2 separate regions of the Homo sapiens genome follow, and region 2 is linked to region 1. The links are chromatin loops, found by intact Hi-C in ENCODE. Cell type or tissue: HCT116. All regions are shown on one strand. Each heading gives the region's core, and the rest is flanking DNA. Links, peaks and the distances in the headings are about the cores only.

Evidence for each region. A loop is a pair of places that touch in the nucleus more often than their neighbours do. Peaks named below come from ENCODE experiments on the same cell type or tissue, not always from the same donor. Only the 100,000 strongest peaks of a DNase experiment are listed, where the experiment ranks them.
Region 2: it touches region 1 in a loop (6-fold over the local background); 2 of 110 quality-filtered maps call a loop at or near these places.

Annotation. Positions count from the first base shown.
Region 1 is chr7:3,391,484-3,406,693 of GRCh38, forward strand. The region is part of intron 1 of SDK1 (sidekick cell adhesion molecule 1); the gene reads left to right. LOC124901577 (a long non-coding RNA gene) reads left to right here and starts at 7,304. Exons shown (of 2, transcript XR_007060196.1): 1 at 7,304-15,210. RefSeq lists an enhancer at 8,073-8,822. In HCT116, for the core only: a CTCF peak has its summit at 8,624 (motif pointing left); a DNase peak (open chromatin) is centred at 8,598; H3K27me3 peaks cover 439 bases.
Region 2 is chr7:2,856,405-2,871,614 of GRCh38, forward strand. No RefSeq gene overlaps it. Among named protein-coding and RNA genes, the nearest start is that of GNA12, 20 kb to the left of the region's middle. RefSeq lists enhancers at 309-809, 6,010-6,656, 7,305-7,434 and silencers at 8,212-8,291, 13,042-13,246, 14,194-14,413. In HCT116, for the core only: a CTCF peak has its summit at 8,805 (motif pointing right); DNase peaks (open chromatin) are centred at 7,447 and 8,767; H3K4me3 peaks cover 1,883 bases; H3K27ac peaks cover 1,811 bases.

The DNA.
Region 1 (15,210 bases), core at 6,352-11,351:
ACGTTTTCTGTTGTAGAATAAAAAATTTCTTTCCACAAAGGAATTATTATACCCAAAATATGTTTAAAAACAATTTAAAAGTATATATATGTACAGTGGCACTGGCTTTCAGAGAAAAGAATAAAAGTATATACATGTATCCTGTTAACTGATTTTTTTTTTTTTTTTTTTGAGACAGGGTCTTGCTCTGTCTCCTGGGTTAGAGTGCAGTGGCATGATCATGGCTCACTGCAACCTCCGCTTGCCAGGTTTAAGTGATCCTCCTGTCTCAGCCTCCCGAGTAGCTGGTGTGTGCCATAATGCCTGGCTAATTTTTGTATTTTTTTGTAGAGGTGAGGTTTTGCTATGTTGCCCAGGCTGGTCTCAAACTCCTGAGCTCAAGCAATGCACCTGCGTTGCCCTCCCAAAGTGATGGGATCACAGGTGTCAACCGCCATGTTTGGCCAACAACTGAAATATTTTTAAAAGTATGTATATCATGTAATATATATATATATATATATATGCATGCTACCTAAGCTTAAATGCAACAAAGACCATACAAGGCTTTTATGGAGACAAATAAATGCACCTGTGTACCACATTCATGATAGAAAGTATTAGTATTATAAAGATGCCCATCATGTCCACATTAATCCATAAATTCAGTTCTAATCAGTAACTGAACGCTTAAAACCTTTGCATAACAGACATTTTCAAACTTTACAGAAGTAAAGAGAAAAGCATGATGAACCCCATGTACTCTAGCAAATTCCACTTGTGACCAATGATTTCTTAGAAATGTATCATTATTAACTTATGAGACTTTAAAATACACTTGAGGTATTTAATTCATGTCATTCGTTTTTATTGAAACTCAAATTGTCAAATCTTTGTCCAATTGTGGTGCCTTTAAGTTGGATCTTGTGACCTTTTGACATGACTCCATTAGTTTTCTTTTATATATACTTTTATGGTGGTAAAATATATATACACACATATAGCATAGAATTTGTCATTTTAACCATTTAAAAAGTGCAGTTCAGTGACATTCATTGTATTCAGTGTTGTATGGCCATCACCATTATTTATTTCCAAAACGTCTTTGTCATTTCAAACAGAAACTGCAACTTCTAAGCAATAATTTCCCATTTCTTCCTCCCTCCAACCCTGGTAACTTCTAATCTCCTTTTTGTCTTTATGAATTTGTCTACTCTAGGTATTTATGTAAAATCATACAACACATATCTTTTTTTACCTAACTTATTTAATAATTTTATTTTCATGATGTTTTCAAGATTCATTCATATTATAGCATGTAACAGAACTTAATTCCTTTTTTGGCTGAATAATAATATTCCAGTGTATGCGTATATCGCATTTCGTGTATTCATTCATTTGTTGATGGACACTTGGGTTGTTGCCTCCTTTTGGCTATTGCAAATATTGCTCATGATGAACATTGGCTTACAGGTATCTGTTTGAGTCCCTGTTTTAAATTTTTTTTTTTTTTTTTTTCTTTTTTGAGATGGAGTTTTGCTCTTGTTCCCCAGGCTGTAGTACAGTGGCGTGATCTCAGCTCACTGCAATCTCCGCCTCCTAGGTTCAAGCGATTGTCCTGTCTCAGTCTCCTGAGTAGCTGAGATTACAGGTGCCTGCCACCACGCCTGGCTAATTTTTTGTATTTTTAGTAGAGGTGGGGTTTCATCATGTTGGCCAGCCTGGTCTTGAACTCCTGACCTCAGGTGATCCACCTACCTCAGCCTCCCACAGTGCTGGGATTACAGGTATAAGCCACCACACCCGGCCCCTATTTTCAGTTCTTTTGGATGTATACCCAGGAGTGAAGTTGTTCAATCATATGATAATTCTGTGTTTAGCTTTATGAGGAAATGCCAAAATGTTTTTCACAGTGGCTGCACCATTATACTACTTAACAGAAATGTTTGAGAGTTCCAACTTTTTTACATTCTTGCCAACATGTTATTTTTAATTTTCCTTTCCTATAGCTATGTGAAGTGGTATCTGTACAGAAATGTTCATTGCAGCACAGTCAAGTGAAAAACAACTCAAGGGAATATCGGGAAAGAGTAGATAAAACTGGATTATTCGCAGATCAGAATACTACGTAGCAGTTAAAATGAATGGGCTACAAGTTAAAATGAATGTGATTCTGTTGCATTCTTCAGTACTTCAGTTACATTTTTCAACTCCAGAATTTCTGCTTGATTCTTTTTAATTATTTCAATCTCTGTTAAATTTATCTGATAGTATTCTGAATTTTTTCTCTGTGTTTTCTTGAATTTGAGTTTCTTCAAAACAGCTATTTTGAGTTCTTGAAAGGTCATGTATATCTGTTTCTTAAGGATTGTTCACTGTTGTCTTATTTAGTTCAGTTTGTGAGGTCGTGTTTTCCCGGATGGTCTTGATGCTTGTGGATGTTTGTCAGTATCTGAGCTTTAAAGAGTTAGGCATTTATTATAGTGTTCATCATTTGGGCTTATTTGTACCCATCCTTCTTGGGAAGGCTTTCCAGATATTCAAAAGGAGTTGGGTAAGCCATATCTGCATTAGGGGGCACCCTAAGGCCAGTAACACTGGTTCTTGCAGACTTCTATAGGTACTGTCTTGGTAGTCTTGGATAAGATCCAGAAGAACTCTCTGGATTACCAGACAGAGATATTGTTCTCCTCCTTTTCTCCCAAACACATGGAGTCAGTCTCTCCTCTACTTCTCCCCCGACCCTCATTTTGAGTTAACTTTGTGTAGGGTCTAAGATCATCTTTTTGCATGTGGATATCCAATTGTTCTGGTTTTATTTGGTGAACGTATTATCTATTCCCTAGTGTATTGCCTTGGCATGTTTGTTAAAAATCAGTGGATAATAAATATAAGAATTTATTGCTGGATTCGTAATTATGTGCCATTGATCAATGATTTTTATTAGTACTATAATGCTTTGATCACTGTACCTTTATATAAGATTTGAAATTTAGAAAAGACCTCCAGTTTTTTTTCAAAATTGTTTTGATTATTCTAAATGTTTTGCATTTTCATTTGCATTTTAGGACCTGCTTATCAATTTCTGTGGGAATAAGCCTCCTGGAATTTGATAGGGATTATTTTGAATGTATAGATCAATTTGGGGAGAATTGCCATTTTAACAATATTGAGTCTTTCGATCCATAAATATTGAATGTCTCATCATTTAAAAAAACTTGAATTTTCTTCAAAGCTTTATAATTTTTACAGTACAAGTCTTGTTCTTATGTTACCTTTATTTGTATGTACTTTTTTAATGCTATTGTGAATGTGTCTCTTAATTTTACTTCCAGATTGTTTATTGCTTATAGAAATATAATTGATTTTTATATATTGATCTTGTATTATATCCTGTGAACTAGATGTGCTTTTTAAAAATTAGTTCTAATAGTTTTTTTGTGGACTCTTTGGGGTTTTCTATATACAGGATCATGTCATCTTCAAACAAAGACAGTTTTACCACTTTCTTTACAAACCGAATGTCTTTTATTTGTTTTTCTTGGGTGGTTAGAGCTTCCAGTGCTGTGCTGAATAGAGGAGATGAGAGTGGACATCTGTGCCTTTTACCCTGTCTTAGAGGAAAAGAATTTGGTCTTTCACCAATATGTATTATATTCACTGTAGGTTTTTTGCACATGTTACCAGGTTCTATTCTAAGGTTGCTGAGACTTTTTATCTTGAATGCACATTGGATTTTGTCAAATGTTTTCTCTGTACCTGTTGAGATGTTCATTTGGTTTTTATTCTGTATTAATATGATGCATTACTTTAATTGATTTTTAGCTGTTAAAACCTCACATTTCTGGGGTAATTAAAAAAGATGGCTTATCATCTTTTTTTATATGTTGTTGAATTTGGTTCACTAATATTTTATTGAGGATTTTTGCATCTGTGTTTGTGAGAGATACTGGTTTGTAGTTTTCCTTTCTGGTAATAATTTGTCTCGCTTTGCTATCAGGGTGTTATTGCATCCCATAATGAGTGGGAATATTCTAGAATGAGATGTGAGTAATATTCTTAAATCTACTTCTTATACTTCTCGGAAGAATTTGTGGAGTATTAATATTATTTCCTCCTTCAGTGTTTGATGAAATTCCCCAGTGAAGGAATCTGAGCCTGGACTTTTCTTTGTGGGAACATATTTTAAAAGCTCATTTAATTTTTGTACTTGCTGTAGATGTATTGAGATTTTCTATTCCTTCTTTAGTCAGTTTTGGTCATTCGTGACTTTTTAGGAATTTGTCTATTTAAGTTGTTGAATTTGTTGGCGTAAAGTTGTTAATATTTCTTTGTCTTTCTAATCTGTGAGGGGTCAGTGGTAATCATCTCTCTTTCATTCCTGATTTTTGTGGTTTTCTTTCTCTCTCTCTTTGCCAAGGGTTTGCCAATTTTGTTTTTAAAGAACCACCTTTTAATTTTTCCTCTGTTGTTTTTCTGTTTTACATTTCTTTAATTTCTCCTGTCATCTTTATTTTCTTCATTCTGTTTTCCCTTGATATGGTTTAGTCTTCTGTTTTCTACATTTTAAAGGTGAATTCTTAGATTATTGATTTGAGATTTTTTTCTTTAATATAGGAATGTTAACACTATACGTTTTTTTCTAAGTCTTGTGTTAGCTGCATCTCATACACTTGGACATGAGTTGTATTTCTATTATTCAGATTAAAATACTTGCTCATTCCCCCTTGTAATTTTAAAAAAATTTTTCTTTGACCCGTATTTAGAAATAACTGCATTATTGTTGGTAAATATACTTTATACGATTTTAATCCTTTTAAATCTGCTAATGCTTTCTTTGTGGTCCAGCATATGACTTATCTTGGGTTCTATGGCAGCTTGAAAAGAATGATTATTTTGCTGCTGTTGTGTGGAGTGTGCTTTAGATGTGTGTTAAGGTAAGTTGATTGGCAGTGTTATAAGTCTTCTGTATTTTTGTTGATCTTCTGTCTACTTGTTCTATTCATTATTGAAAATTGAAATGTTCAACTATTGTTTCTCTTTAATTTTGTCAGTTTTAGTTTTATGTATTTTGGACCCCTGTTACTGCATACATATTTATAAATTGTTATCTTTACCTGCTGAATTACCCTCTTATTATAAAATTTCCTTTTCTTTCTAGTAACAATTTTTGTCTTTAAATTCATTTTGTCTGATATTAATATAGCTGTCCTCTGATTACTGTTTTCATGATATATCTTTTCCCATCCTTTTGTTTTCAACTGATCTGTATCTTTGTATCTAATGTGAATCTCTTCCAGACAGCATATGGTTGTCAAGTTTATTTTTCTCAGTCTATACTGTTAATCTGCACCTTTTGATTAGATGGTCTAATTCATTTATATTTATTTATATTTAATGTAATTATTAAGATTTAAGTATACCTTTTCATTATATGTTTTCTATAAATGTTATATATTTTTTGTTCCTTCATTCCTCCATGACTGCTTTCTTTTGTGTTAAATGGATTCTTTTCTTAAATGCATCATTCTTGTTGTTTCTTTTAGTATATATTTTGAGTTACTTTCTTAGTGGTTATCCTGGGGATCATAACAAATAACTTAAAATTCAGTTCAGGTTAATCCTGGCATAATTTCAAACATACACAGAATTTTTTCTCACTTGCATGCTTTTTTTGCCTTATAAATTATGTATTTATATGTTATAAGCCTATCAACAAAGTTTTATAATTATTGCTTTATACAGTTGCCTTTTAAAACAAATAGGAGAAAAGCGTTCTCAAAAACAATTATATTGTATTTTATATTTACCTATTTAATTGCCTTTATTGGTACTTTCAAATTTTTTTCATATGGATTTGAATTACTTCAGCTGGAAGTAATCCTTTAGTGTTTCTTGTAGAGCAATTCTGCTGGTGACAAATTCTCTCATTTTTTCTTTATATGGGAATATTTTAATTTTCGTTTTTGAAGGATAGTTTTGCTGGATATATAATTTTTGGTTCGTAGTCTTTTCTTTCCCCCCCCCAGCGCTTTGAATATGTCACATCAGTGCCTTCTGGTCTTTATGGTTTCTAACAAGAAGTCAGCTGTTAATCTTATAGAGGATTCCCTGTAATATGCAAGTCATTTTTTCTGTTGTTTTACAGATTCTGTCTTTGAACATTTTGTCTTAATGTGTGTTTGACTCTTTGAGTTACCCTATTTGGAGTTCATTGAACTTCTTGGATATGTAATTTAATGTTTCTCATCAAACTAGACATTTTTGGCTATCATTTCTGTTGTAGTGTTTTTGCGGTTTTTAAAAATTTGTTCTTAGGGTTTTTATCTCTGCTTACATTACCCACCTCTTCTTGCATGTTTTACACTTTTTTCCATTAGAGCTTTTGGCATATTAATCATAGTTATGAATTTCTGGTTTGATAATTACATAATCTCTGCCATATATGAGTCTGATTCTGATGCTTGCTTTGCCCCTTCAGATTGTGTGTTTTCTTGCCTTTCAGCATGCCTTGTAATTTTTTGTGGAAAGCCAGGCATGATGTACTGAGTAGCAGGAACTGAAGTAGTAAATAGGTCTTCAGTGTGAGGTTTTGTTTATCTGGCTTGTAGGTTTAACGTTTTCTATAACTGTAGGTTTAACGTTTTCTGTAACTGTAGGTTTTCTGTAGCTGTAGGTTTTTCTGTAACTGTAGGTTTCACAGGCTTTAGTTTCCCGTAGTATCCTTGCTTTTTTCTCCTTTATTTTCTTTGGGCTTCCCTAGAAATACCGCCTTAAGTAGAGTCTGTACCTTGCAGCTATTTTAGTTGTAATCCACTGTTGTTCTATTAGAGCCCTGTTGATGTAGTGATAAGGTGTTGCGGAGAGGAAACATTCTATAATCTTGTGATAAACCTCAGATTTGTTTAGTAGGCCTGAGTCCCTGGGCTGTGACCTTCAGAAGAGTTTCTTAGCATTTTTTTTTCTCCTCTTCTGTGAGACAGGGATGCTAGAGGGGACTGAGTTGTATAATCACCTTCCCCTAGGTCACATAAAGTTCTGACAAAGTAGTTTCCCTTGGGAGAAGGCCTTTATTATATAGAACAGAAGGCTCCGGGCATATTTCAAAATACTTTTCCCCAGATGCATTTTGGCATGCTTACTTTTCCCCTTGCCCTTGCTGAGCACATGATTTATTTATTATTTTATTTTTATTTTTATTTATTTATTTTTTTAACCTCCAGTCTTCACCAGGAGAACATAGTGGGACTTCTGGGGGTAAAACTTATGAAAGTGTATGGGTCCCCTAAGACTGAGCCCCCAGTAGTTTTTTTTTTTTTTTTTCCTCAAGCTAGTTTATACTCAGCCTCCAGCAAATAGTGAGTTACCACTTAAGTGTTCCTACAGTTATTTCCTCTAGTAGCGCTCCTCCTAGTAAGCTGTGATTTTGTGTCTCCAGTTTTCAGTGCAACTATTTGCCCTGAGACCTCAGTTCTCTGGTGTATCTAAGAATTGTCCATGTTCAAGTTTTCCACTATTTTTCATGTTGGGAGAGTGGGACTTCCGAGCTCTTTACATGTTGCAACAGAAACCAGCAGTATTATCTCTTCAGTTATTCTTTCTCTCTTCTTTTAGGACCCCAGTTATGTGTAACTTCATGCACTTGGGGATGTCCCAGAGGTGCCAGAGATTCTTTTCATTTTTTTTTCATAATTTATTCTTTTCCTCAGACCACATAATCTCAATGTATCTTTGAATTTGCTGGGTCTTTTTTCTGCTCATTTTTGTCAGCTGTGGACTCCTTACATGAATATTTCCTTTCAGTTATCATACCTTTCAATTCCAGAGTTTTAATTTTGTTCCTTTTTGTGATGTCTGTCTCTTTCTTGACATTTTTTATTTTGTGAGAGTTAAAGAATTAAAGGAAAGTATGAGCATGATGGTTTCCTTTAAAGTTTACGTCTTAAGTTCAACATCTAGGCTTCATCAGGGACAGCTTCTATTGACTCCTTTTCCTGTGTATGGTCTGTACATTCCTATATCTTTGCATGCTTCATATTTTGGTTAAACACTATAAATTTTAAATTATTTAATGTGTAAACTTTGGAAGTTCAAATTTGTTATCCCCCCAGAGTATCATCCTGTTGATAAGGCTGCTGTTACTTCGTATAGTGACTTCTCTGGACTAATCTCATAAAGTTTATTTTCTTCATTGTGTGGGGACACTGAAATCTCTGTTGGGTTTGATTAGTGGTCAGTTGATGATTGGACACAAATCCCTTTTACTAAGTCTCCCATCCTTCTGTGAGGGGCTCTGTATATGTGTTGTGTATGGCTCTTTCCTCGGCTTGTATATGGCCCGGTACATGTGTGTGGAGTTCCAGATACCCACTGTGGACATCTCATTTCACAGGTCTCCCATTTAAATTTTTGGCTGGACTCTTGGCTGCCCAACTGGTATGGCCGACTTAATAGCTGTGGTGTTAATCAATTGCAGCTGATTGTTTTTGACAAATGCCCTAGGGTAGAGGGCTTCTCCTGCTTGGTGAGCTCTGCATGACATCAAGTAATGATAATGCCTTGTGAATGGGGCTTCCCTGAGAGCTGTGAAGCAGGTCAGACAGTGACAGTGCTCCAGAGAGGGCGCTTTTGGGGAAGTCTGAACTGGGTCTGCTCCCTCTGGTGGCTACAGGACTACACATTTTCACATTGTTAGGGAGGCTGCTGGTTCTTAGCCTACTGTGAATGGAGCTTAGGAGAGAGGGATGGAGTAGACCAAGTTAAAATGCCATGAACCAAGCCTTTCTAGCCAAGATTCAGCAGCTTTCCTAAGATAATGCTTTAGATTGTTGTACAGCTTTGGTTAATTTTCAGAATTTTCAAAAAAGTTGATTTTGAAAATTGTGGCAGCATTTTCATTGTTTTTATGCATGGGAGCGTTTCCACAGATCTTCACTCCACCATTCTGAGAGTGCCCCCAACTTCGAATGGATGAATTTTTATAACAAGTGAAAAAGTAAGTCCCTGAAGGTTACATACAGCCTTTACCCATTTTATCAACTTAGAAACAATGAAAAGAACGTATGTACTTATAAATACATAAAAATATACACAGTATTTGTATTACACAAAAATAGATAAACATAAAACTATAAAAAGTAAAGTACAGGATTCTGGATAGTGGTTACCTCAGATGGTGGCAGACCAAAGGATGGGAGTGGGGGTTACCTAGAAATATATGTGTCATAATTAAGGTCCAGTTTTATTTTGTAGTTGGTGGGTTCATGGATTCTTATGGCGTAATTAAAAATATATACACAGGCAAAAACATTTTATGGTTGTGTTTGCCTTCATGTTAACACATGAGATGAGGAATCTATTATGCAACAGAGCTTTATAAAGGAGCTTCAACCTCAGTTTTCAAAGCCATTCTTACGGCCAGAGGAATTGCTTATGGAGCTTATCTCTACCCAGTCTCGTGTAGGTCTGCCTCAGCTGGCCGAACTCCAGTGTCAGGACAGGACAGTGATGATGAGAAGGGAAGGGACAGCAGCCAGTGCCAGTTCGAGATGAGTAGTCATCTAATACTGCCTCTGCGTGGGTCCCTGCTGCCATCCGCAGCCTCATAGCCCTCAGCTCCGTAATGTGTCCTGATGGATTTAGAAGATACATAGGGAGCTGTCATTGTGAGTCTGAAAAATATACAGATCACGCTTCACTTACTAAAATCCATACTTGATGATGTCAGCCACTTACACGAGCATTCAAGAGGTCTTCTAGAATAATCACATGACAAGATTTGGGGGAATACACAGAATTCCAATCAAGATGAGTTGAGCATAATATCATGGAGGCAGGATCAGAATGGAAAGGTAACTGATAACTTGGAAGTTTAAACAATTACAATTTTCCTGTTTACTGTGTGACAAGAGCATTATGGGGCCTTGAAAATGGCAGTGTCACCACTGGGTAATATATTTTATTCAAAGACTTTTTGAGAGAGAGCATCTGTAGAGTCAAATGGTACTTGCCAAACTATTCCATGTATGGAACCCATAGGACTTCATAATTTTATGGTTTGCTGGGGGAAAATAACAAGACCACTCATGGCCCAGGTGAGTCTTGAAGAGGCTGTGGCCACAATATACTGAGCCAGCCGTAGTTCACTGGATGGGAAGACCCAAGTTTGACTTCCAGATTTACTTCTTACTTGCACTTTGGGCAGTTACATTACTTCTCTGAGCCTTATTTTTTTTTTTTATTATGGAGATAATGCTACTGATGTGTAATAATTTTGTATCTACTAGTATTAGAATGTATGAATTACCCCTTAATTTTTCAAATACTTAAACTGTTAACATCTGAATCTTGGCCAAAATGAGCACAAATGGCATTTGTATAAATGCCTAGTTATTAAATGTTATCACTATTTAACTATCTGGATTTGAAGACCAGTGCATGGCGTTTGCTAGGAGTTTATATCATGTTCTTACGTATGTGTGTAGCTGTCTTTACTGCATCTGTCGATTAGGAGGTAAGAACACCTGCTGAATATGTACCTTGAGCTAGCTATTGTGGGAGATATAAAAGAAGCACAAAACTGGATCCTGTCCTCATGGAACTCAATCTGGTTTCTGAGGTTTAGCTTTTATGTGACTCACAGATAGAGCAATGTCACAGAAAATAATATGCGGAAAATAAATGCAAAAAGAACTTGAGAAAGCTTCATGTGGCTCAGTATCCTGCACTCAGTAGGATATGTGGAGGATATATATAAAATCTAATTGAGATTCTTAGGAAAGGCTTTAATGAAGACTGGAGAATGAATGATATCTGTTATAAAGGATGGTGAAGCTTGGCTATTCAGAGAGTAATGGAGGAGGTACTTCAGTAGTTTTTATTGTGTCTGCCCAAGAAATTCACTCGGAAGCACAATGTTTATTTCTGAAGAGGCAAAGACCAAGTTTTAGAAAATAAAGTTCTCCTAAATACTATTATAAAGTTTGAGTATTTCTATTATGATTTTATGACTTCCCATCTGTGGTAGGTGTTTTATTGAAATTATTTGAATGTTATCAAGCTGTGACAACAATGCTTTAAAGGTCATACACAAAGCACAATTAAATTTCCCAAGTGAAATAAGAATGTGCATTGTGAAAGGCAGAGAATTTCAAGTAGTTCAGTTTTGTTGTTGCTTTTTTTCATCTGGGCCATTTTTGAGGTGTTTAAATCAAAAAGTTGTTTTTCTTCTTGATTGCAGTTTTCCCTTAGTTATTTGTGTAGCTTAAAAATGGAAACCAATGTGTTTAAGTTGCAATATTTTTGAGTCTATTAGTTAATATAAACTTTATTCTACACTCAACAGTAGATTGCATTATAGCTATGTGGAATGTAAAGATTATTTTGCACTTATATAAATGTGATAGCTTCTGATTGATACAGATTTAATTATGCAAACTTTGGCTTATTATGAATTAGATGAAACATTTCTATTCCTCTGTTTCTTTCTTTCTTTCTTTTTTTGAGACAGAGTTTCACTCTGGAGTGCAGTGGTGCTATCTCGGCTCACTGCAACCTCTGCCTCCCGGGTTCAAGTGATTCTCCTGCCTCAGCCTTCCCAGTAGCTGGGATTACAGCTGCATGCCACCACACCCAGCTAATTTTGTATTTTTAGTAGAAACAGGGTTTCTCCGTGTTGATCAGGCTGGTCTTGAACTCCTGACCTCAGGTGATCTGCCCGCCTTAGCCTCCCAAAGTGTTGGGATTACAGGTGTGAGTCACCATGCCTGACCTATACTTCTGTTTCTTATGAGCTTACTTATTAGAAGATCTCTAAGATTCCTGTAATTTAAAATTTTGTAATTTCATTTCATTTTACCCATTTACATCATTAAAGTGATGAATGGTTGCTTCTTTCAAATGGTGGGAAATGAATTTTGGAGAATTGTTAGTTATTATTGCTCATTTAAGGTTATTTGAACGTTTTGACTATTTGATGGTGTTTTTTGTTTGATTTGTGATGCTGACTCATAAATACCATGAAAAACAGGTCTTTTTGTTCTAACCGAAAGAGGGATTATTTAGCAGCTTAATGACTTTGGTAAATAAAAGTTTATTTGCACCTATGAGAAAGATGACAGGTAATATCTAGATATCTGAGTAAAGAGTAAAGAGAGCACAAATACAATAAGATATGGAGACTCAGTATCCTATCAGCTTTTTGATGTAAAATGGTACAGTAGTTACTACCTAAGAGAATAGTCTATTTCCATGCTGGTTGCTCACTTGTGTGCTCTTCTGAAAGAGTGAGGGCACTGTGCGTCTGACTGGATACTGGGGTACTCTGTTTCCAAGCTGCATTACAGGGATTTGAAATATCTTACATATATATATATATATATATATATATATATATATATATATATATAATATATATATTTATTTATATTATATATATATTTATTTATTCCATATACAGGCATACCTTGGAGATATTGCAGGTTAGGGTCCAGACCATTGCAATAAAGTGAATCACACAAATTTTGTGGTTTCCCAGTGCATATAAAAGTTGTGTTTATGCTATTTTGTAGTCTGTTAAGTGAGCAATAGCATTATGGCTAACAAGAGTACATACCTTAATTAAACATTTTCTAAAAAATGCCTGCACAGAGACGTGAAGTGAGCTGATGCTATTGGAAAAATGGCATCAATAGACTTGCTGGACATGGGCTGCCACAAACCTCCAAAATTTGTAATTTTACAAATTAAAGCCCTCAATTTGAAAAACATAATATCTGTGAAGCACAAGAAAGCTAAGTGCAGTAAGACAAGGTGTGCCTATATATGTTTCTGTGTATATTTAAATAACTTATATTAATAGCTGCAAACAGTAGATTTCTTCCGGTGTATGGCTTTGTCATTGTTATCACTGATTTGTAATAATTTACCTCTTTTTTGTATGTTTTATTATTTTCTGCCATGGTTGATAAACAAGTTAATTTACTCTCAGAACAGAGAATCTGCAGTATTATTATTAATAGTGACTGTTGACTTCTTTTGTCATCTAAACAACTTGTTAGTCTGCCCTTAGGCTTGACATTATTTTTGTTGTGAAAGAATATTCAGTAAAAAGTTTTGACATGTTTAAAATCATTAAATACTTCCAAACTGGTTTGGAAAGCTTCTCTGGGCTGAAAGCCAGTTGATTCTTATCAGTCTTTTTGCATGACTGAAGTCAATTACTTCAGAGCTTGAACAACTGCAGCCTTGGTAAATGGTCCAGTACTGTCCAGTAGTACAATATGGGAGGCTTTTAAATGCTACTGTAATTGGTAGTTTAACAGATGTGTTTTGGTTGGACAAGAATGTAAAAGCTATTTTGGAGCATTTTCAAAGGCATGAAGTTTAAAATAATGTAATGTTAATTTTGTGCTCTGTAATGTATATCGTAAGATTGAGGTCTTAATGTTTGTATTAAGTAAGTGAAAATATTCAAATGAAACTTGTGTAGAAAAGGAACTGCCTGTGTTCAGAAAGATTCTGAACAAAAACAAGTGAATTTTCAGAACTGAACTAACAGTTGCCAGAGGGTGTGGGTTCTGACGATGTCCTACCTGAGGCAGGCTTTGTGACTTTGGAAAGCCTTGGTTTTCTTATTTTTAAAGAGGATCTAGTCCAACACTGGTCTACTCAGACTTCCTCATTTGTAAAAAAAAACCAAAAAAAAAAACAAAAACAAAAACAAAAAACACTTTCCTTAATCTTGGAATGCTTTTCACAAGAACTAAGTGTGGCATATTGGTGGCTGTATGAGTACTCTGGTATTATAGGAGTTGAAGTGTGAGGTGGAGAGTAAGAGTAACTGGGGGTAAAACTTAGACCCAATGTGTCCAGAAGATTCAGAGCCTTATCACTGCACAAAGGAGCACAGATTTTAAACACTGAAGTGCCCAAGTTGCATGCAAACAGGCTGTGGGCTGACCACCGGTTTTTGTATTTATTCTGAATATAGTATGCCACAAAATTTGAATGTATATGCTTTTACAGATCTCTGTGCTCTCTCTAGCTCCCCCAAAATCTCTGCCTGTCTTTAGTTTCATGCTAGACTGTTTTATCTGTTTGTTGCCTTTGAAAGCTTTTGGGTTTACCCCATGCTGGAGTAACATGTAGATCTAGAAGGATTTTGAGCAGGAGGTAGTGTTATCAGATATGGTTATAAGGAAAGCTCACTTTAGCAATAGAGCTGACACAGTAGTAGCAGGTAGTGAATTCTGCAAGAGAATTAATGGACACTAGTCATCTTGATTGTACTTAGTTATTTACTGCTTCAGTGTAGTTCTGTTGTGCTTAATTTTCTTTTCTTTTCTTTCTTTCTTTTTTTTTTTTTTTTTTGAGAGAGTCTTGCTTTGTCGCCCAGGCTATAGTGCAGTGGCATGTTCTCAGCTCACTGCAACCTCTGCCTCCCAGGTTCAAGTGATTCTTCTGCATCAGCCTCCTGAGTAGGTGGGATTACAGGCATACCTCACTATGCCCAGCTAATTTTTGTATTTTTAGTGGAGACAGGGTTTCGCCATATTGCTCAGGCTGGTCTCAAACTCCTGACCTCAAGTGATCCACCTGCCTTGGCCTCCCAAAGTGCTGGGATTACAGGCGTGAGCCACCGCTCCTCGTCTGTTGTGCTTAATTTTCTAAACAAACTCTAGAACAAGTTAAGTGGTTAATCCACGTGATTTTTGTTCTCATTTAAAATCCTATGCATTCAAAATGTGAACTCCATTACCATCTCTCTGATCCGCCCTTGGCATAGAATTTGGATGTGTATATTACACTGGACTCTTGGCTTTAAAAACCGTCTATCTGTATCTGTGGGAAAGCTTTTCAGATAGCCCAGACAATATAAATAGCCCTAGATTTACCCTTAAGTAACAAATGTGTTTCTTTCTGTGGAGTTACTCGTTGTGTCTGAGGGATCCTCCCTGGGTTATTTTTTTCCTCTCCAATGGACTGGCTTGGCATATGATTGTCAAGAACAGGCACTCTGGTCGGACAGACCTTGTTTAAATCTTCTCTCTCTCTCCAACTGTGGGCCAGTTCGTTAATCTACTTGAGCTTTGGTTAGTTATTCTATAGATCGTTTTGTGGATTAAGTGAAACATCATACTGAAAACACTTAGTTTTATCATCCAGACCAGGGCACTAAACGAGAATAAACCAACCTCCTAGTTTTTGGATGTGTTTGACACGAGGGGATGT
Region 2 (15,210 bases), core at 6,042-11,041, 540 kb before region 1:
TTGAATTACTGTTACTGATTCTTCACTCTCTTATAGTTGGACTATACATTCACACCTTTGACACTGACTCCCAGCAGGCAGAAGTGTTCTTCCTCTCCCATTGTCTTTGGGCTTGACCTTGTAACTTACCTTGGCCAGTGGGATATCAACAGATATGAGGCAAGGAGAGGCTTGAAATAGGCATGCCATATTTGGGTTGGCTTGGCCTCTTGTGCCCTGGAGAGGAGACGTCCGAGGAGGAGGAGACACACACAGCAGACCTAGACACACACACACAGCAGGCCTAGAGATACACACAGCCGACCTAGACACACACACACAGCAGGCCTAGAGACACATACAGCAGACCTAGACACACACACACAGCAGGCCTAGAGATACACACAGCAGACCTAGACACACACACAGCAGGCCTAGAGACACATACAGCAGACCTAGACACACACACACAGCAGGCCTAGAGATACACACAGCAGACCCAGACACACACACAGCAGGCCTAGAGGTACACACAGCCGACCTAGACACACACACAGCAGGCCTGGACCCAACACATCCCAGCTGAGCACAGCCTAGATCAGCTGATTCGCAGTCAAACCAAAGGCATGTGACTGAGAAGAAGTGGCTATTGTTTCAAGCCATTGGATTTAGGATAGTTTGTTATGCAGTGTTACTATGGCAATAGCTGATGAATACAATTTTTTTTTTTTTTTTTTTTTGAGATGGTGGGAGTCTCACTCTATTGCCCAGGCTGGAGTACAATGGTGTGATCTTGGCTCATTGCAACCTCCACCTCCAGGTTCATGTGATTCTCCTGCCTCATCCTCCTGAGTAGCTGGGACTACAGGTGTGCACCACCACGCCCAGCTAATTTTTGTATTTTTAGTAGAGATGAGGTTTCCCTATGTTGGCCAGGCTGGTCTTGAACTCTTGACCTCAGATGACCTACCTGCCTCAGCCTCCCAAAGTGCTGGATTACAGGCTTGAGCCACCATGCCTGGTCTGATGAAAACAAAATCTATTACCTGATTTCTTTGCAACTGTAGTTCTAGGGTGAAAGGGCTTTCCCCGTGTTAAAGGTGACAGGCCAGGAGCTGCTTTATTATCTAGCCTGTCTGGGGAATGGGATGTTGTTTTTAGTCAAATACCCTGGTGCTGCCTGTATTCTCCCTGGATTCACAGGTTGCAAGAATAAACAAGGTCCTGTTGACTTTACCTTCTGATTTTTGTTGCCATGGAAACCAGCACCTGGATAATTGCAGGGCCTCAGCCCCTGCGAGGTGCCCTGAGGATAGCTAAGTGTCTCCAGGGAGACCGTGCTCATAGCCCGGCCCCTCGTTGAGATCGACCGTGTTCCACGGATATTTACAGCAGCCACTGATTGTCTGCGTCCCCTGTGTGTTTGCCACTGTGGCTCTTCCGTCCCTGAGCGCTGCCTCTGTCTGGTTCATCCTAAAGCCAAAAACCCCCCAAAGGCCAGGCACAGTGGCTCATGCCTGTAATCCCAGCACCCTGGGAGGCTGAGGTGGGTGGATCACCTGAGGTCAGGAGTTTGATACCAGCCTGGTCTACATGGTGAAACCCAAATTAGCCAGGCATGGTGACTCACACCTGTAATCCCAGCTACTTGGGAGGCTGAGGCAGGAGAATCGCTTGAACCCGGGAGGCAGAGGTTGCAGTGAGCCAAGATTGCACCATTGCACTCCAGCCTGGGCAACAAGAGTGAAACTCTGTCTCAAAAAAAAAAAAAAAAAAGAAAAGAAAAGAAAAAAGGCTGGGTGCAGTGGCTCATGCCTGTAATCCCAGCACTTTGGGAGGCCGAGGCAGGCAGATCACGGTCAGGAGATTGAGACCATCCTGCCCGACATGGGGAAACCCCATTTCTACTAAAAATACAAAAATTAGCCAGGCGTGGTGGTGCATGCCTGTAATCCGAGCTACTTGGGAGGCTGAGGCAGGAGAATTGCTTGAACCGGGAGACAGAGGTTGCAGTGAGCTGAGATTGCACCACTGCACTCCAGCCTGGGTGACAGAGCAAGACTCTGTCTGAAAAAACAAAAAACAAAAAACATAAAACAAAAAAAAACCAAAAAAAACACAAAACCTCAAAGAGTGGATGCTTACCCCTTCAGCCCTCTCAAAGCCCCATGTCAGAAACAGAGCCTCAGTTTCCTCATCTGTAACATGCAAAATCCTTGAATCTCTTTTAAGTGCCAGATCTGTGTTCAGTCCCTTTAGAAGACACATGCATTAGTGCATGGCTAACCTGGCGTGGGGACAGGCAGGGGACAGGAACAGCTCAGAGGCACTCCACTGTCCCCGGCAGAAGCCCCTCAACAAATGTCTGCTTCAGCCATGAAGGAAAGAGGCATGAAGAGGCATCCATGAACTTAGAGATAGATGCCAAGGGGGCTGGTCGCAGCTGTTGTGCTCATGGCCAGTGTCTTAGTCCATTTGTGCAGCTACAACAGGATACCCGAGGCTGGGGAATTTATAATGAATAGAAATTGATTTCCTCACAGTTCTGGAGGCTGGGAAGTCCAAGATTAAAATGTCAGCACCTGGCTGGGCACAGTGATTCCCACCTATAATCTCAGTGCTTTGGGAGGCCGAAGCGAGAGGATTCCTTGAGGCCAGGAGTTTCGAGACCAGCCTAGCCAACACAGTGAGACCCAGTCTCTACAAAAAATTAAAAAAACAAAACAAAACAGGCCTGCTAGCGTGTGCCTGTAGTCCCAGCTACAGGAGGCTGAGGCTGGAGGATTGTTTAAACCCAGGAGCTTGAGACTGCAGTGAGCTACGGTCACATTACTGCATTCCAGCCTGGACAACAGAGTGAGACCCTGTCAATCAATCAATCAATCAATCAATACCAGCATCTGGCAAGGGACTTCTTGCTGCAACCTGCCATGGCAGAGGGACAAAGAGAGTCAAAAGGGAGCTGAACTCACCCTTTTATAATCCCACCTGTGGGGTAGAGCCCTCTGGCCCAATCACCACATATATATATATATATATATATTTATATATATTTATATATATTTATATATAATTATATATAATTATATATAAATTTATATATAATTATATATAATTATATATAAATTTATATATAATTATATATATAATATATATATTTATATATAAATAATATATATAATTATATATGTATTTATTTATTTATTTGGAGATGGAGCCTTGCTCTATCACCCAGGCTGGAGTGGCACAATCTTGGCCCACTGCAACCCCCGTTTCCTGGTTTCAAGTGATTCTTCTGCCTCAGCACCCCCAAGTAGCTGGGATTACAGGTGCCTGCCACCACCACATCCGGCTAATTTTTGTACTTTTAGTAGAGATAGGGGTTTCATCATATGGGCCAGGCTGGTCTCGAACTCCTGACCTCAGGGGATCTGCCTGCCTCAGCCTCCCAAAGTGCTGGGATTACAGGCATGAGCCACTGGGCCCGACCGAGCGTGTGATTTTGAGCGAGAGGTTTCACGTCACTGCGTCATTTGTATCTCGTGTCATATGAAGATCATGATAGTGATAATAATTAACATTTTTTGAGAGCCGACTTTGTGCCGGGCACTCTCCTTAGGACTTTATGTGTATTATCTCCTTGGATCTTGATTTTAGTCCTATTGTGCTATTGTACATACTCTTATTGTTCCCACTTTACAGATAAGGAAAAGCGAGGCCCAGTGAGGTTAAGGAATTTGCTTAGGATCACACAGCCAGTTACAGGCAGAGCCAGGATTCAAAGACAGACAGGTGGCCCTGAGCCCATGCTCTGAACTGTGACACTCTGTGCCACATGGGAGTGGTATGAGTAAGGATCAGCCCGGTGGTGACGAAGGAGGGAGCTGCCTTTCATGGCTTTTTTTTTTTTGAGACAGAGTCTTGCTCTGTTGCCCAGGCTGGAGTGCAGTGGCGGGATCTTGGCTCACCACAACCTCCACCTCCCAGGTTCGAGCAATTCTCCTGCCCCAGCCTCCCAAGTAGCTGTGATTTCAGGTGCCCCCCTCTACCACTCCTGGCTAATTTTTTTGTATTTTTAGTAGAGACAGGGTTTTACCATGTTGCCCAGACCTCAAATGATACGCCGGCCTCGGCCTCCCAAAGTGCTGGCATTACAGATGTGAGCCACCGCGCCCGGCCCTTTTCATGGCTTTTAACACCCAAGACTTATTTCTGGTTTGGGGACTCTCTTCCATATCATCTCACCCCAGGATCCAGGCTGACGCAGCAGCCACTGTCTTGAACGTTGTTGGCCACTGAGCCAAGAGAAAGAAAGAGCTTGGGAAAGTTTTGTGCTGACAGGTGCACGGCCTGCAAGTGACACACGAGTTCTGCACACAGCGTACTGGACAGAACGGTGCTGAGGAGTTGCGTGTGTCTGCTTGGCTAAGATCCTAATCAATTATTTAATCACACATGAATGGAGGCATTGTGGTGAAGGTGCCTGGGAGGCGTGGTTAATATCCGCAACCACTTGTCTTTATGTAAAGGACGTCGCCCTCAATAACGTGGGTGAGCCTCATCTGATTTGTTGTTCCTTGAGAGCAAACACTGAGGCTTCCTGGAGAAGAAATTTTTCCTCTAGACTCAAGACTGTGGCACCAGCTCCTGCCTGGGTGTCTAGCTTGCCAGCCTGCCCTGCAGACTACAGACTGGCCTGCCCCCAAGATTGTGTGAGCCAATTTATTAAAATAAAACCCGGCTGGGCGTGGTGGCTCATACCTGTAATCCCAGGCCTCCCACTTTGGGAGGCCAAGGTGGGCGGATCACCTGAGATCAGGAGTTCAAGACCAGCCTGGCCAACATGGTGAAGCCCCGTCTCTACTAAAAAAAAAAAAAAAAAATAAATAAATACAAAAATTAATCGGGCATGGTGGCGGGTGCCTGTAATCCCAGCTACTCGGAGGCTAAGACAGCAGAATCGCTTGAACCCAGGAGGCAGAGGTTGCAGTGAGCCGAGATCACGCCACTGCACTCTAGCCTGGACAACAAAGAATGAAACTCTGTCTCAAAAAAAAAAAAATCCCGTTACCAGTGTATGTATATAATATCATTAATATATTTGGTATTATATTATGTTATAGAATAACTATAAATATATTACAGTTGTCTCATAGTATTTATGGGGACTTGGTTCCAGAATCCCCCATGGGTACCAAAATCCCTGGATGCTCAAGTCCCTAATATAAAATGGTGTAGTATTTGCATATAACCTACGCACATCCTTCTGTACACTTTAGATAATCTCTAGATTACTTGTAATACCTAATTCAATGTAAATGCTGTTCCAGACCAGCCTGGGCAACATAGTGAGACCCCATCTCCACTAAAGAAAAATTTACAAAAAAAAAAAAAAGATAATGGCCGGGTGTGGTGGCTTACCCCTGTAATTCCAGCACTGTGGGAGGTCGAGGCAGGCAGAGCACTTGAGGTCAGGAGTTTGAGACCAGCCTGGCCAACATGGCGAAACTCTGTCTCTAATAAAAATACAAAATAATTAGCCAAGCGTGGAGGCATGTGCCATCACAGAGTGATACCCTGTCTTAAAAAAAAAAAAAAAGAAAGAAAAAGAAAAATTGAGCCAGCCACGGTGGTGCTCACCTGTAATCCCAGCTACTTGGGAGGCTGAGGTGGGAGGATCACTTGAACCTGGGAGGCGGAGGCTGCAATGAGCTGAGATCGCACCAATGTACTCCAGTCTGGGCAACAGAGCAACGCTTGGTCTCGAAAATAAATAAATCAATAAATATAGTTGTTAGATTGTATTTTTAAGGTGTTTATTTTTTATTGTTGTATTGTTATTTTAAGAAATATTTTCCATCCCTGGGTGATTGAATCCATAGATGCAGAACAAGCAGCTATGAGGGGCTGAGAGTGTGTGTGTGTGTGTGTGTGTGTGTGTGTATACATAATTTATTAATTACATATAAAAAAATCTCCTACTGGTTTTGTTTCTCTGGAGAACCCCCAACTAATACAGTACTAGTTATGCCTCTCCCAGCTAAGGTCCCAGGAAGTACAATTCTACCCATTACCCTTAAGACATCACAGATGATCGGTCAGTACTAATAAGTGCTGTACGGTTATTGGACAGATTCGAGTTAACGTATGGAGAACAGGCAGGGTGCAAAGTGCATCCTGGCGTAGACCCCAGCTCTGCCAGGCACTAGCTCTGTAGGCTCTTGAACAACTTCCTTACCTCCCTGTGCCTTGTTTTCTTTTTTTTTTTTTCCCGAGACGGAGTCTCTCTCTGTTGCCCAGGCTGGAGTGCAGTGGCAGGATCTTGGCTCACCACAACCTCCACCTCCCGGGTTTGAGCAATTCCCCTGCCTCAGCCTCCTGAGTAGCTGGGATTACAGTTGTGTGCCATCACGCCTGGCTAATTTTTGTATTTTTAGTAGAGACGGGGTTTCACTATGTTGGCCAGGCTGGTCTCGAACTCCTTACCTCACAATGCGCCCTCCTCGGCCTCCCAAAGTGCTGGGATTATAAGTGTGCGCCACCGCACCCGGCCCTTGGTTTTCTATTCTGTAAAACGGAAGTGACCCGGTGGAGATAAAGGGGTAAATGCAGAGAATGAACTCAGAACATGCCGGTCGCCTTGGCAGTGCTCGCTAAGTGTTTGCATTTTTTTCCCTCCCTGTAACCGCTAGACCACCACGGAACTTGCATTTTTTGCTACTGGATGACAGGTCTTCCTCCTCTCCCAGGGTGGCTGTCTGGCAGGTTTCCCCACTTCCTGCAGTCTTCTCTGCCCTAGGGGACCAGTAGCCATGTTTCTGCCCCAACAAGTAACCTCCTTGCCCTGTCCTGGCTCCCGGGATCCTTCCTCTGGTGGTCTGCACGGGCCACGGCGCTCAGGGTGCCGCAGCGGCAAAGTGGGCAGTGGTCGCCCGTGTTCCAGGGAAGGAGGAGGGTGAGGGCGCCTGACCTCAGAGACCCCCAGAAGGTATCTGTGGGGGCACAGATGACCAGGAGCCCTGGAGTTAGTTCCATTTGCTGGCTGTGACCTTGGAAAGCCAGCAATGATTCAGGACCGGCTGCACAATTTGTGCAAAATGAAAATGTGGGGCCTCTTGTCCAAAAAGTATTACGAATTTCAAAACAGCCACAGCAGAGCACCACGCCGAGCAAGGGCCCTTCTCAGTACAGACCCTGAGCCTCCCGAGAGTGTGAGTGCTGGGGAAATCTGGGGAAAGAGGCCAAGGCTGTCCAGAGCCGAGCCCCTCCCTGGGGATTGTGTCTGGGGCCCGCAAACTCCCCAGGCGGAGGGAAGAGCCAGTCCTCCGGAGACGCTGGGCACCGAGCCTCCTCCAGGCCCGGAGAACGAGCCTGTAGCCTGTCGCTGTTTGCTGAGGGCCCTGACCTCTGTGGGAACACACAGGAAGTGGTTCATTTTCTCCCCACCAGTGACTCACTCCCGTCAGCCCTGCCCTTTCCAATCTCTGCTTCCTGTCCCTTAGCCTCAGCTTGGGTAATTCTGGGCAATAGAAAGGCCAGTCTGGTTGAGTCTGAAACTGCCATCTCACATGCAATTTCGCACTCATCTTGTCCCCCACTGAAGGGCTGGCTTAGCCTTGGCCGGAGAGCCCTGGAGAAGGAGGGGAGAGGTCGGGGGGACTGGCTGCGGTCCTTCCTCTTTCTCCTGGCTTCTGGGGTTGGGAGGGGAAGAGGAGGAAGAGGAGGAGGAGGAGAAGGTCTGGAGTGTCGGCACAATAGTAATATCAATAACAATAGCAGCTAATATTTACTGCAAGTGGTTCTCTGGGTCTGGAGATGCTCCAAGCACTTTTCTGACCGTAAGTTATGGCATTAAGTTTTGTAACTAGGAGGTAGGTCCTGTAATAAGGTCCTGTTGTAATTCCCATTTTTCTCTGTTGAGGAAACAGGCTGAGACAAGGTAGGTAATGTGCCCAAGGCCACAAAATTAGGAGGTGGCAGAGTCAGGATTGGAACCCAAGGTCTTCCTGATTCCACATCCGTTGCCCAGTCACTCCACTGCCTCACTTTCGCAAGAGTCCATATAAAGTTCCTGAGGTTGGGGCCTGGGACCTGTGGCAAGGTAAGTGTCCAGGGATTCAGCTAAGATGAGGCTTACACTTTTTTTTTTTTTGATAGAGTCTCTCTCTGTTGCCCAGGCTGGAGTGCAGTGGCAAGATCTCAGCTCACTACAACCTCTGCCTCCTAGGTTCAAATGATTCTCCCACCTCAGCCTCCCGAGTAGTTGTGACTACAGGCATGTGCCACCACGCTTGGCTAATTTTTCTATTTTTTGGTAGAGACGGGGTTTCACTGTCGGCCAGGCTGGTCTCAAACTCCTGACCTCAAGTTATCACCCCGCCTCGGCCTCCTGAAGTGTTGGGATTACAGGCGTGAGCCACTGCGCCCGGCCTGAGATGAAGCTTATTGAGGGTACTGAGAAAGATTTTTGACTCAATTTCTGAACCTTGTGAATTCTCACAGCACTTAACAGTAAGGAATTATCTGATATTTACATGCTTGTTATCTGCTTTCCTCATTAGGATGCAAACTTCATAAAACCATTTTGTTCATCTCTTCCTGATACCTGGTATGCGCTCACTAAATGCTTGGGAACGTGAATGAATGAATGAAACGTCTTCTGACGTGATCCTTGTATCTACATCTCCTTGCTGCGGCCAAGTCTCAGGTGCACCCTGAGCTCAGTGGTGGTCTTGCCTTTGCCCAGAGTGGGATGGGGTCCAGGTGGGGTGTCCCAAGCAGCCTGAAGAACATGACTCGAAATTCCCATCTGTGACCACCAGGTGTCGCTCATGCCACACAAGGAAACCCATAGATGGCCTCTGCTGAATTAGGGGTGCAGCGGGTGGGGAAATCTCATCTGTGACCACAGATGAGTTATCCAGGCTGCCATTTGTTCTCATTAGGTCCTGGATTTCCTCCTCAGAACCAGACAGATGTGATCAGCATTGTGGGCCGAGGGCCGGCACCTCCCCACCTCCCCGGCTATGGGTAGCTGTAGGGTGTCAGGGAGGGGATGCTGGGGTTCAGGCCCCGGATTCCATCCAGCTGCAGCCGTGTCACTGCCACTCCTCCTGCCCCCAAGCTTTGGCCTTGGCTGCCCAGGTAAGGCTGGCCCGGCACAGCCATTCATCAGTGTCAGCCGCCAGATGCCCCTCACAGGGCTCCCGTCCTCCGGGAACACTCCCAGGCCCCTAGCAACAAACTCAGCTTCCTGCCCTCATGGCACCGGCATCTTCCCCACTCCTTTTGCCGGGGTCTAAGTTTGGGGTGCATGCTTCCAGCCCCAGGAGCCCCCTCAATATCACACTGAGGTTGACTTGGCCATTTCTGCTTTCAGCCAACATAACCGGGTTCTAGAAGCTTCCTGACCGCTGTGGGAGGGTCACTTGGCCAGCAGGCAAGCGTTTCTTATTCCATGTACTTGAGTGAAGCAAAACCAGGGCTGTGTTTTTTTCCTTTTTTTTTTCTTTCTTTTTTTTTTTGAAACCAAGTCTCTCTGTCGCCCAGGCTGGAGATAACAGGTGCCCACCACCACGCTCAGCTAATTTTTGTATTTTTAGTAGAGATAAGGTTTCACCATGTTGGTAAGGCTGGTCTTGAACTGCTGATCTCAAGTGAACCACATGCCTTGGCCTCCCAAAGTGCTGGGATTACAGGTGTGAGCCACCACGCCTGGCCCTTTTTTCTTTTATTTGAGACAGGGTCTCGCTTTGTTGCCCAGGCTGGAGTGCAGTGGTGGGATCACAGCTCATTGCAGCCTCAACCTCCAGGGCGCAAGCGGTCCTCTCACCTCAGCCTCTTGAGTAGCTGGGACCAGAGGTGCTTGACACCACACCTGACTCATTAATTTTTTATATTTTTTGTAGAGACGGGGTTTTGCCATATTGCTCAGGCTGGTCTTGAACTCCTGAGCTCAAAGGATCCTCCTACCTTAGCCTCCCAAAGTGCTGGGATTACAGGTATGAGCCACTGTACCCGGCTAGGACTGTGTTTTTCTGTGACCCAACCTAATCGTTATTTCCAGCCCCTTTTCAGACTGATGATGGAAAATGTCATCTTGGCCAATTCCAGATGAACTTGGTCATTTAAGCTCAATTCTGAGCATTCCTTTGCTCACCTGGCGTGGCAGGTATGCTCTAGGGGGTGGTATAAACTTATGGCCCTGGGGAGGCTCCAGTTCCCCCTCCAACACAGATGTCTCCTGGAGGGACATTGTCATGTGCCATCCCCCACCCTCCATGCTGGTTATCCCAGAGGTGCCTGGTTCTCTGTGGAGGGCATTTTCTCTGCATCTTGCTAGCAGTCCCTGACTAATTTCCCGGCCTCACATCCTCCCGTGCTCCCATGGGGGCCATGGGAGACTTGGGGACCGTCTTTCTTGGACCCCTGCCAGGTGCCTTCTGTGTTAGTGAGATGTGCCCTTCCCTGGGTGGAAGGTTGACTTCCCATTCCCTGGGTTGGCTTCCCATTTCCCTGGGTGCCATCTGTGCCAGTTTGTTCTTGCATTGCTATAAAGGAGTACCTGAGACTGGGTAATTGATAAAGAAAAGGGGTTTAATTGGCTCACAGTTCTGCAGGCTGTATAGGAAGTGCGGTGCTGCCTTCTGCTTCTAGTGAGGTCTCCGGAAGCTTCCAATCATGGCGGAAGGTACAGGCGGCAGGAGTGAGAGAGAGAAGGGGGAGGCCCCAGACTCTTAAACGACCAGAGCTCTTAAACCCAGATTCTTAAACAACCAGATCTCATGTAAACTGAGCAAAAACTCACTCATCACCAAGCGAATGTGGCTAAGCCACTCGTGAGGGGTCTGCCTGCCGTGATCCAACACCTCCCACCAGGCCCTGCCTCCAACACTGGGGATCACATTCCAACATGAGATTTGGAGGGACACACATCCAAACCATATCACCACCTATCTCCAGGTATCCAGCACATGTGGGCTTCCTCCTCCCCTGCAGCCTGGGGGTGGGGTACTACATTTTCCTTTATAACATAGTGGTCACAATTTTGCGTTCTTTTCTTCCTGTTAAATGCCTCTCTCTCTCTCTCTCTCTCTCTCTATATATATATATATATAGATAGATAGATAGATAGATATTTTTTTTTTTAGATGGAGTCTCGCTCTGTTGCCCAGGTTGGAGTACAGTGGTGTGATCTCAGCTCACTGCAATCTTCGCCTCCCGGGTTCAAGCAATTCTCCTGCCTCAGCCTCCCAAGTAGCTGGGATTACAGGCAAGCACCACCATGCACAGCTAATTTTTGTATTTTTAGTAGAGACGGGGTTTCACCATGTTGGCCAGGCTGGTTTCAAACTCCTGAGCTTAGGTGATCCACTTGCGTCAGACTCCCAAAGTGCTGGGATTAAAGGTGTGAGCCACTGTGCCCAGCCTATAAATATTCATATATATACACACACACACACACACACACACACATATATATGTATATACATGTAAAATTTTTTTTTTGAGACAGAATCTTGCTCTGTTGCCCAGGCTGGAGTGCAGTGGTGCAATCCCAGCTAACTGCTTTCTGTGTTCAAGCGATTCTCCCGCCTCAGCCTCCTGAATAGCTAGGATTACAGGCATGTGCCACCATACCATGCTAATTTTTGTATTTTTAGTAGAGGAGGGGTTTTGCCATGTGGGCCAGGCTGGTCTGGAACAGTTGACTTCAGGCGATCCACCTGCCTTGGCCTCCCACAGTGCTGAGATTACAGGTGTGAGCCACTGCGACCAGCCTAATTTTTGTATTTTCAGCAGAGACAGGGTTTCACCATATTGGCCAGGCTTGTCTCAAACTCCTAACCTCAAGTGATCTGCCCGCCTTGGCCTCCCAAAATGCTGGGATTACAGGTGTGAGCCACTGTGCTGGCCTATTTATATTTTTAATTAAAAAAATTTTTTTGAAACAGGATCTCACTCTGTCATCCAGGGTGGAGTACAGTGGCGCAGTCACAGCTCACTGCAGCCTCTACCTCCTGGGCTCAAGTGATCCACCCACCTCAGCCTCCCAAGTGGCTGGGACTACAGGTGTTCACCACCACACCTGGCTAATTTTATTTTGACTTTTGTAGAGATGGGGGTCTCACTTTGTTGCCCAGGTTGATCTTGAACTCCTGGGCTCAAGTGATCCTCCTGCCTTGGCTTCTCAAACTGTTGGGATTACAGGTGTGAGCCACTGTGCCCAGCTATTTATATTACTTTAAATGGACAAATAGCAATTGATATGTTTATCATGTACAACACAATGTTTTGAAATACGCATACCTTGTAGAATGGTTCAATCAAGCAAATTAACATATGCATTCCTCCCATGCTTATTATTTTTTGTAGTGAGAACACTTAAAATCTGTCTACATGGTGAAACCTCATCTCTATTAAAAATAAAATACTCGATTGCATTTTCAAAATACAAGATGTCTCGATTTAAATAAGGGTTAAATCTTGTTTTCTCCACCTTATTTCCTAGTTCGCTAGCAAATGCTGCATTTGTTAATTAATTTAGGGCAATTCTTTCTTTCTGTAATTGACAAATAATAATTACGTCTATTTAAGGGGCACCGTGTGATGCTTCGATCCATGTATACGTCGTAGAATGATTAAACGCAGCGAATTAACATATCATAACCCTTAAAGCAGAGGCTTCCAGTTTCCTCTAGGGGATTCCCCATGTTCCATTCCAGTTCTGGTGGGGCCTTTCCAAGCCATACACAAACACATACACACGCGGATGTACCCCATGGAGTCACATACGAACGCACGTACACCACAGCCACGCATAGTCACAGGAGCATTGCAGGCACGCACGTGCACACACCCACCCACACACCCACCCACACACCCACCCAGGGGCATGGTCCTGTAACCCGGACCTCTTCACATCTTTGGCAACAGTAACGTGGCCCAAGGGGTAGGCCTATGTATTAGTCTGTTTTCACCCTGCTATAAAGAACTGCCTGAGACTGGGTGATTTATAAAGGAAAAGAGGTTGAATTGACTCACAGTTCAGCATGGCTGGGAGGCCTCAAGAAACTTACAATCATGATGGAAGGTGAAGAGGAAGCAAGGACCTTCTTCATAAAGTGGCAGGAGGGTGAAGTGCTGAGTGAAGCGGGAAGAGCCCCTTGTAAAACCATCAGATCTCCTGAAAACTCAGCCACTCTCACGAGAACAGCTTGGGGGAAATCTATCCCCGTGACTCAATGACCTCCACTTGGTCTCTCCCATGACTCAGTGGAGATTATGGGGATTACAGTTCAAGATGAGATTTGGGGCCGGGTGCGGTGGTTCACACCTGTAATCCCAGCACTTTGGGAGGCCGAAGTGGGCAGATCACTTGAGGTCAGGAGTTCGAGACCAGCCTGGCCAACATGGCGAAACCTTGTCTCTACTAAAAATACAAAAATTAGCCAGAAGTGATGGTGCGTGCCTGTAGTCCCAGCTACGTGGGAGGCTGTGGCAGGAGAATCGCTTGAACCCGAGAGGCAGAGGCTGCAGTGAGCCGAGATCACACCAGCCTGGGTGACAGAGCCAGACTCAGTCTCAAAGGAAAAAAAAAAAAGATGAGATTTGGGTGAGGCGCAAAGCCTCACCATATCAGTCTCCACCCAGGAGAGTCCACCCTGCCTGGAGGAGAAAGAGGGCGCTGGGCTGTGGTGGCCCCGTGTGTCCCAGTGGAGGGGTCTGTCTGCCATGGGCAGGAGTGCGCCCCCCCTGCACAGAGGGCTACAGCTCAGAGGCGAGGCGGGGATCGGACCTAGTGAGAGCTGAGCGCCTGGTCTGGGCCCTGTTGGGCTTGGTGAGCCACTCTGTGGCTTTTAGTGATACCTGAGCCAGCAGACCTTACCTCTGTGCGCCAGGGGTGCTTTGTGGGGTCCGATGCTGTTCACACCCTGCGTCCTCCCGTCCTGTCCGGGTCCCCCTTTCCCACGTGCACAAGGAGTGGCTGACGGTCTCCCAGGACTCCCCCACCACCCCCTACACACTCCACTTCAACTCTGCAAAGGCAGCACCCTTCCCTGGAGTGTGAGACCCTCCCTGCCTGCCCCTCTCTGCCTGAGCAGGACAGGAAGCTATTGAGCCCCTGTGAAGCTCTAGGCCAGGTGCCTGGAGTCAGCGATGAGTAAGAGGAGGCAGGGCCTGCAGCCCTCGGAGGCCCAGGACTTTAGGGAACTCATTAGAGAGACTCATTTCGTTACCTGTGTCACTTTGGTCATCTGGGAGGCAGACGTCAAGACAGAAGAAATGAGCAAGAGATTGATGAAACGCAATGCCCAAGCAGGATACAGGGAGAGGATGCAGGGTGGGCGGGGACCAACTTCCAACCGTGACGCAGGGCTTGTGTTTGCCAGAGGAGAAGAGGAAGGAAGGAGGGTTAAGTGGGAGGAGCCCCAGGCTGCAGTGCAGCTGTGAGAAAGTCCTCTCCAGGCCCACGGGGAGCTCTAGCAAGGTCCCGGGTGGGGCAGGAGCTGCCAGGCCCCAGGTGCTACTGCATTCCTGTGGAGGGTGACTCTGGGAGGGAAAGCAGAGCCGTGCACCTCCAGGGCCACCCCGACGGTGACACAAAGGCTGATGTGACACATGCATCAAAGCACTGACCAAATGCCGGGGCCGGTGGCTCACGCCTGTAATTCCAACACTTTGGGAGGCTGAGGCGGGTGGATCACCTGAGGTCAGGAGTTTGAGACCAGCGTGGCCAACATGGTGAAACCCCATCTCTACTAAAAATACACAAATTAGCAGGGCGTGGTGGTGCCTGCCTGCAGCCCCAGCCACGGGGAAGGCTGAGGCAGGAGGATCGCTTGGACCTGGGAGGCGGAGGTTGCAGTGAGATGAGATCGCACCACTGCACTCCATCCTAGGCAATGGACCGACCAAGGGACTGGGGTCAGGGAGCACCGACCAAGGGACTGGGGTCAGGGAGGCTTCCTGGAGAGGGCTGACACCTGAGACATTTCCAGTGTAAAGGAGATGGGGGCTGAGTGTCAGAGGCCAGGGCTTATGCAGGGCCCCGAGGTGGATCATCTCTCTGGGACTGGATGAGGACAGCATCACAGGCGCAAGTTGAGGGCAGGACTCATGGCTTGCGGGCGCAGTGAACGTGACATGGGCCAGGCTTGCAGAGCCCGAGGGTTGTATTTGGGACTCTGGTCCTGTGTCCCAGCCCACTTTGATTCCAGTGGGCAGACC